Linked DNA regions of Homo sapiens: region 1 is linked to region 2. Evidence: chromatin loops called from intact Hi-C (ENCODE). Cell type or tissue: K562. All regions are shown on one strand.

The links. Hi-C counts contacts between places; a loop is a spot of excess contacts. Peaks named below come from ENCODE experiments on the same cell type or tissue, not always from the same donor. Only the 100,000 strongest peaks of a DNase experiment are listed, where the experiment ranks them.
Region 1: it touches region 2 in a loop (3-fold over the local background); 1 of 110 quality-filtered maps calls a loop at or near these places.

Annotation. Positions count from the first base shown.
Region 1 is chr4:80,141,844-80,145,843 of GRCh38, reverse strand. No RefSeq gene overlaps it. Among named protein-coding and RNA genes, the nearest start is that of PRDM8-AS1, 54 kb to the left of the region's middle. RefSeq lists a cis regulatory region at 2,125-2,545. In K562, no CTCF peak of the experiment used is centred here; a DNase peak (open chromatin) is centred at 2,323.
Region 2 is chr4:80,005,191-80,009,190 of GRCh38, reverse strand. It overlaps ANTXR2 (ANTXR cell adhesion molecule 2), which reads left to right. Exons shown (of 17, transcript NM_058172.6): 12 at 575-670. Among named protein-coding and RNA genes, the nearest start is that of ANTXR2, 66 kb to the left of the region's middle. In K562, no CTCF peak of the experiment used is centred here; DNase peaks (open chromatin) are centred at 2,080 and 3,130.

The DNA of each region.
Region 1 (4,000 bases), 140 kb before region 2:
TTTAAAATAAATTACTTATCAAAAGCATTTTTCCCATAACAAGTGAAGAAAAGCATGGATACACTTATTTCTTTGAACACATTAAATCTGTATATAGTGGAGGTGATATTCATGTAAAAACTTCCTCTGGAGCCCCCTGTGCTGGATGGTATGGATTGTGCAGTGGCAGAATTTAAACTTCCAGTTAAAATTATCTCAGTCTTTTCTGGCTTAAAACAGTCCTATCAAATATAACTACTCAGACATCTCAAAGTACAGCTTTCTTTGAGAATTCCTTCTTCTATTCTGCTTGAAAGATAACATCTGAATTCAAGAGGGCATATAGGTCTTCTCGGTCATAGGAGGAGTAGGCTTGATCTCAAATGGGCTTTAGGTTCTCCCTGGCTTCTGGGAAATGTTCTTTGTCCCTCATAGTCAACTAGGCACCCTTCTGGAATCACCTGCTAAAGTCTGCATCTGATGAAACTTGTGGTGGGGCCTCTTGGCATGGCCAGTGAACAGGGATCCTCCACTTACAGAACTGCCTCCCCCTTAAGTCTTGGCAGCATTACCAATCCTCAGCAGTTTCAACAATGATGCCACCACATTTCTCATCCCCCTTAGCTGGCCATCTGGCTCTTAACTCATTTACTTCACATGAGAATTTCTAAATCTCTTACAAACCTCACAAGAGAAAGACTCAGCAGGTGCTATTCCTGGTCTTTTCTTTGTGCCTAATGGGCACATGACAGATTCTAATCTCCTGGACATCCTTTGTTAATGACAGGCAATGTAGGTGATGATCATGCCAGAATCCTAAATGAGAAAGGAAATAAACTTTTTATTTTCCTCTCTGCTTACTTGTATATCTTAATATGTATTCCTCCCTTGAAACAAACATTTGAGTGCAAGTAGCTTATCTGGGAGATAATCTGTGGAAACACTGGTAAGGGAGTGGGGAAGTGAGATGAGGAAGGAAAGAAAGCCAACAATGAGTGCATTACTAAATAAATTATGATGTGCTTTAATAAAGGAAGTATCCTCTTAGCCCTCCTGTGGAATATGACTGGTGGGTTCTCTTGTCATATGTAATAATATGAGATTTTGGCCCCATCATCAATACTCTACCAAGGCAATTCTAGCAATTCTACCTCATTTATTGTAGGCCATTATCATCTTCATGCTTCAAGGACTATCCCAGCAGCAAGATAAGATTGGCTCAAAGCATCTTTGCTCCCAGGGTCCTGATCATGGAAGAGTGTCTATAGATCAACACACTCTCTTAAACAGCTTTATATCTGCCCCTTGCTACTCTATGCCCACAGATTCATTTTGGTCATGATCTGAATACAAGTTTGTCAGCTTCTATGGTTTTTTTTTTTTTTTTTTTGAGACGGAGTCTCACACTGTCGCCTGGGCTGGAGTGCAATGGCACAATCTTGGCTCACTGCAACCTTCTCCTTCTGAGTTCATGCAATTCTCCTGCCTCAGCCTCCTGAGTAGCTGGGATTAGAGGTGCACACCACCACACCCAGCTAATTTTTTGTATTTTTAGTAGAGACGGGGTTTCACCATGTTGGCCAGACTAGACTTGAACTCCTGACCTCGTGATCCACCCACCTCAACCTCCCAAAGTGCTGGGATTACAGGCGTGAGCCACCACACCCGGCCTCAGCTTCCATGGTTTTGGGGGTAATCTTTTTCTTTTATACCAGATATAGTACTTCCCTAGTCAGGGTTAGGTTGAAAGTTATTTCTGATTGTTGATCTAAGGCAGTGGTTCTCAAAGCACAGTCTCTGGACCAGGAGTACTGCCTGGGAATTTGTTAGAAATGCAAATTCCAAGTCCTATCCCAAGCCTACTGAATCAGAAAATCTAGGGATGAGGACTCAGTAACCCATGATTTAACTAGCCCTCCAGGCGATACAGATCCATGTTATAGTTTGAGAAACACTTATCTAGAAGCCATGAGCAGAAATGGGAGCAGATCTTCAGAAGGTCAGATATCATCTTGTGGGGCACCTGCCTCAGATGGGGCCTTTTCATGGTCTCCAGGTAAGGAAAGGCTGTTCTCTGCCCAAGAGCCAAAAGTTGCTTCTGCTAACTAAAAAGTGTTGGGAGATTTAGTGGTGTAATATATTCATGTGTATATACTCAGATATTCTTATTTTAAATTTTAGTTTTCTATTTTTCTTATCAGGGCCAGGACTGTAACATAGGGAATCGCTAATGGATTGTACAGTTAGCCTTATTTGTAACTTTTACTTTCCCAGTAAAATCCATAGCCTAATTTTAGCAGAGTCTGTCCTCTGGCTGCTGGAGATAAGGGTCTCTTTAAGTACTGTCACACCAGACCAGTGGTTTCCACACTGTGTTCTGAGTTGATAGTTGAGTGATCTGACTTTGTGATTTACTCTTATCTTCCTTTGCCACTTTTATGGCACAAGAACACACAAACACCTCCACAGATCTTATTTTTTCCTTTACTCTCAAACCCTTGAGATGTTGCACATACCACATATCCTCTTTCACCTGTAGTTCATCCCAATTCACCATAAGTAAGGCTTTTTGTGTTGCTAGGGTACTACAAAAGCTATCACCTTTCCGTTGTTGCCTTACTTTGGTTTCCTCCAGAAAAATATTCTAAAATAAAGATTCAATTGCAAGTAGATTTAGCAACTCTTATCTCATTTTCCAGATGATGTCACATGGCCTAATTGTGCTGGTGATCATTCAAGTGAGAATTTAGTTTTCCTACCTGCTACCACGTGAAGCAGCAAGAGCAAATGAGGATAGGAGTGAATATTGGCTCAGCCAAATAACAATGTTTGCCACAGAAGGTATGCAAAAAACATTACCCAACTATACATATAAACACACACACTCACACATGCATGTCACTGCATATGTGGTTTATTCTATCTTCTGTGTATATAACAATGTTTACCCCTTAAAATGTAGAAAGAGTAGGGGGATAGTGGTTGGTAGAGGAAATGGTAGAAATTATAAAAGTAAAGATATTTGTCTGTATTTAGGAGAAGTGTTAGAGATGGTGGATGTGCTTCCCAAATACTAACAATGGTTGATGAGTTTGGAGACATTCCATACAGATTTTTCTTTCTTTACCTAAAAGCAGTTTTAAACAGGCATGAGTGAAAAGCCTTTGCACTTTATCACTGAGAAGCTGCTAAATCATAGAGAAAAAAAATCACAGGAATGCACATTTTGAGAAATGGTGAGGGTGCACACAAAGATTGCTCAATAATGTTTACTGAACTGAAATGAGTTTTACAATTCTGTTGACGTGAGTTGCTTGGACTAAATCAGGAAGTTCTTCATTTCCTCATTAGGAAACTATGAATGGTGAGCTTTACTCACCTGATTGCCTTTCATGTCCTAGAAATTGTTAGTAGTCTGCAAAAACTCATTTTTAAAAAGTAAAATAAAACAACGTAATATTAAACATATTAGATTAGGAAAATCACCTTGAAACTTGGCCTTAAAAAGGTAAACTCTTTCTGTATCTTTTTCTAAAATCTAACAATTATTAGCCCTCTCTCTTACAACAGCACAAATGTGTGTACCACTAATGCCCAGAATTTTTTTTTTTTTGATGCTGTTTTTCATTGAAGGGAATCATGACTCCTTAGAGGGTAGCTGTTTCAATGACTTGAAGCAGGAAGAAGTTAGGATTTGAAGCAATATGTCTGAAACATACAGTTTTTGCCAGAGAGAAAAGATGTTTTTACAAATGTCAGGGGGTAAAGCCTGAAAGGATAAAGGAGCTATTTAATGAAAAATCTACTGTTTATTAAAAATTGAGCATCAAATCACAATAATAATTATTAATTGACATACATTGTATGAAAGCCTATGAATTCACAATAACATATCAAAAAGAAAAAGTTGTGTGAAAATTTGAAAACAAAAAAGCAAGAGAATATAGCAGAATAGGATTATGTTTCAAAAATAATTTTAATAAGTAGAGAACAGTTTTGCTCCTTCCATTAAACGTATGAA
Region 2 (4,000 bases):
TGTAGGTCATATTTCAGCTTCAATGAGAGAACATCTGATTTATGAATGCATGAGATTGCATTCTTGCATTGATGTGTATATACCATTTCCCAACAAGAACCATTGTTGGTTTGTCATCTACTTGATAATTTTTTTTAATATTCATCTTATTATTTAACTACATGCAATAAATTGTGTTTCACCATCAAAAAGTCTGCAGGATTCTGCCTAAATTCTGCCTATGGGTAATTTGCTTTGAACCAAAATAATCCTTACATGAAAGATAGAGACCAGTCTAATCCTGATTAGTGATTTTTCCTAAATTCCTTTTAGATGTATTTGTAAAGAATCTGCAGCATTTTGGGAAAGTTTTTGTTTATTATTTCCTGTCACAACAATATAACATAAAACATAATATATATTAAATAGAAGATACATTTGTAGAATTTCAAGAAATTAAAATAATATAGTTAAAATCTAGTTTGACATTATACTTTCTGAATTATTTTCTGGTGTTTCCTTAAAATATATATACATTTGGAATTTGACCATAAGCTGTGCTGACTGCTTTGTTTTTGCTTTTTGCCTACTTTAGTCTAACGGGATCGCAGCCATCATTGTTATTTTGGTGTTACTGCTACTCCTGGGGATCGGTTTGATGTGGTGGTTTTGGCCCCTTTGCTGCAAAGTGGTGAGTAAGAAGGATTTACAACTCTACTTAAAAAAAATTAGAAAGATGTAAAGTAAGGTCTGAAATATGAATAAATGCCATGTTAATAACAGCAAAGTTTCAGTTTGCAAAATGAATTTTAATTGTCTTCACTACTATAATAAATTCTAGAAAACATGCAGGTCAGTAAATATTTATTTAAAAAATTCATCTAAAAAGCACTTTTAAATCAGGTTTGTGGGAAGAGGAGGAGAGAAAAATAGGGGAAGTAGTTGGGATAAAGGGTATTTTCATTCAAGTGCAAGAGAAATTCAAGTAAATTGAATGATGTTTTCTTTTGGGTTCATTGAGAGGAGTTGATAATTTGTCAGTTTTTTTAAGTGCTCATTTAATTATTCATTTCCTCTTTGAAGGGTCTACCATTTCATGACCTTCTCTGTTTGCTACTGAAAAATATTTGTTCGGAAATTAGTCATGCACAATTGTCAGCATATCTGTTAAACTGCTACTTTTGGAGTAATGACGAGGAGTTTCAGTTTGTGTCATTTTTTGTGTTTGTATAAAGCCTGTGAAAGAATATGGGTGTATATCAGTTATCTATTGCTGCTGTAACAAATTGCCACACATATGTTGACTAAAAGCAACACAAATTTATTATCTAACAGCTGTCTAATCACAGCTTTCACATGAGTCTCACTGGGTTTACGTGGACTAAAATGTGTTGGAAGGGATGTGTTTCTTTCTGAATGCTCTAAGGAAGAAGCCATTCCTTTGCCTTTTCCAGCTTCTAAAGGCTACTCAGATTCTTTGCCTCATACCCCCCTTTCTCTATCTGCAAAGCCAGATGTGTTGCATCTTTTCAACCATTTTTCTGTAGTCACATCTCCCTCTAACTCTGAACCCAGCTGGGAAAGGTCCTCCAGTTTTAAGGAACCATGGGATTAGATTGGACGCACTTAGCTAATCCAGGATCATCTCCCATCTCAAGATCCTGAACCTTAATCACTTCTGCAAAATCCCTTTTGCCATTAAGATAACATATTCACAGTACCAGGTAATTAAGTTATGGAGATGTTGGTGGGGGGTATCATTCTACACATTTCAAGCAATCCAATTTAGATTGTTCAGGTTTCATAGAAAAAAAATTATCTTAAGGAAGCCCTCTTCCAAATCATGCCTACTATTTATTTTGAGAATATTCCTTTTATTATAAGCACATTGTGTAGAACTTAATATTGTGTAGTTCATGGTAATGTTTTACATAATACTGCAAGACTGCCTTTTCCCGCCGCTCTCATGTTTGCTGACTGATTTCATCATCCTTGCAATTTCAGATGTGCTTTGTTTTAGCCCTGCGTTTATTATTAGTTGTACTTCAGTTTGCTTTCATGAGGCAACTTGACAATCCTTTATCTCAGAGCAGTTGGCCCATGGAGGAGGCATAGAATTAACTCAGATAACAGTAGAGACAAGACGCATCCTGTCTCTTTGCTGAACTAATCAGTTTCCTGCCATAGCAATTTATGCTCAGTTTCCTGTTGTAATCTTGATTATCTAGTTATGGCTATTTTAGGGTGGCTAGCATTCTTGAGTATCACATTAAAAAGCAAAAAGATGCCCTAATGTAATTTGTGCTCCTTGGTTTTTTAATTTAAACTTTGCAGTGGTGCATTTCCCCTCCTTTTTTTAAATTATCACTTTGCAATTTCATTTAGTATTGACCAGAGGGCTCAGAAGTGTCAAAGTGTATGATTTTTAAAAAGACATATGCAAAATGAAATGTGCTCAAATATGGGTTTTGACTGTCATTTTGGATATTAAGGAGAGGAGCCAATCATCAGGTGACTAGATCAGAGACTAGATACATGGTACTCTAAAGCCTTGGACTCTACAGATCTCAAATCATGGAGTTACTTTCTACGAGGCATAAAGGGAGCCCTTTAATGGTGGAGTATCAGGATGTCAGAAAGGCTTCCCGTCCTCAGAAACATCACAAATGCTTATTAATTTCCTGAACTTATTTAATAGAGGAAACTTCCTTTATTTTACCCTTAGAAATATAGATTAAAAAGCAATTAGCCCTTATAAGTTCATATAAGTATGAACTTATATTTATACCTACATATAAGTGAATGATAGCAAACGTTTTCTAAAGTAGATTTTAAAGCAGGAAGAAAGGAGAGGTGAAATTCTGAATTCAGCCCTTGGCTAATATTGATTATCTAGTAGGTGTCAGTACTGTGCTAGGAACTGGGGATACAAAAGTGCTTATAATATGATATGGAAATTCACATTTTAATATGGAAACATAGAAATGTGTGCAAATAAGTGTAAATGGAAGGTAACTGAAGTCCTAATAGCGGCGTGTGTAAAGAACAGTAGAAACATAAAGGAGGAAGGGTTTGCCAAGACTAAAGGGAGCATTTCAGAGAAACCTGACTGACCTGATGACTCCCAATTCAGTTCTGAGTCATGAATAAGATGTTGACAGTTCTTGAATGACATTTCAGATGAAGTGCATGTGGAATCATGAGTTATTCTGACATGTTTTCAGAAGTGCTAGGCTGAGACCTACTGTGCTAGGTGAATGATGGTTTGGATTTTGGCATGAACCCATAGGGGAGGACCTCCTATGTCTTGTAATAGAAAGTCTGATCTCTTCCCAGGGATGACGAGAAGCCACTGGAGAGATTCGATCAGTCTAATTACCTGAAAGAAACTTTGCTGGCTTCACAGTAGTGCTAAAGTCTAGTCCTGGCAAAAATTATTTAAGACTGTATCCAACTGAGTTCCATTAACAATGGAAATGGAAAGGCAGTGACAGATATTGCACCTTAAATATAGCCAGAACAAAGTACTTCTAACAAAGTATAGACAGCTGGAATCTCAAGCTGAAATTAAGTGAGCTAGAGAAAAATGAAGACATGATGTAAAAAGGAGGTAGTGTGACAATAACCTTGTGGAAAAGGATCTTGAGTTTTCAGAGGGTATTATAATACAATCGCAGGGTGTTTATCTTATTTTGTTTCTTTTAGGTTATATATTTGTGCAATGCTGAAATTAGGATGTGACCATTTAAATAATTCTTAGTAGCGTTAAATTATTGGAGATCAATATGACTTTGACTGTCATTCCTAGCAATGAACTTTTTAATAGAAAATGAAATTTATCTATTTATCAGCGTGGTGTTGTGCAAATTTCTTTTTGCTTGAATATGTTTTAAGAACTAGTGGCAAATATTTAAATCTAATCTTTCAACTGAAACATGACTAAAGAGCTTAAAATGTCTATTCTCAGGCACATTTATGGTGTGTCAGCTATCCACCTCCATGAGCATCGTATGCTCAGGAG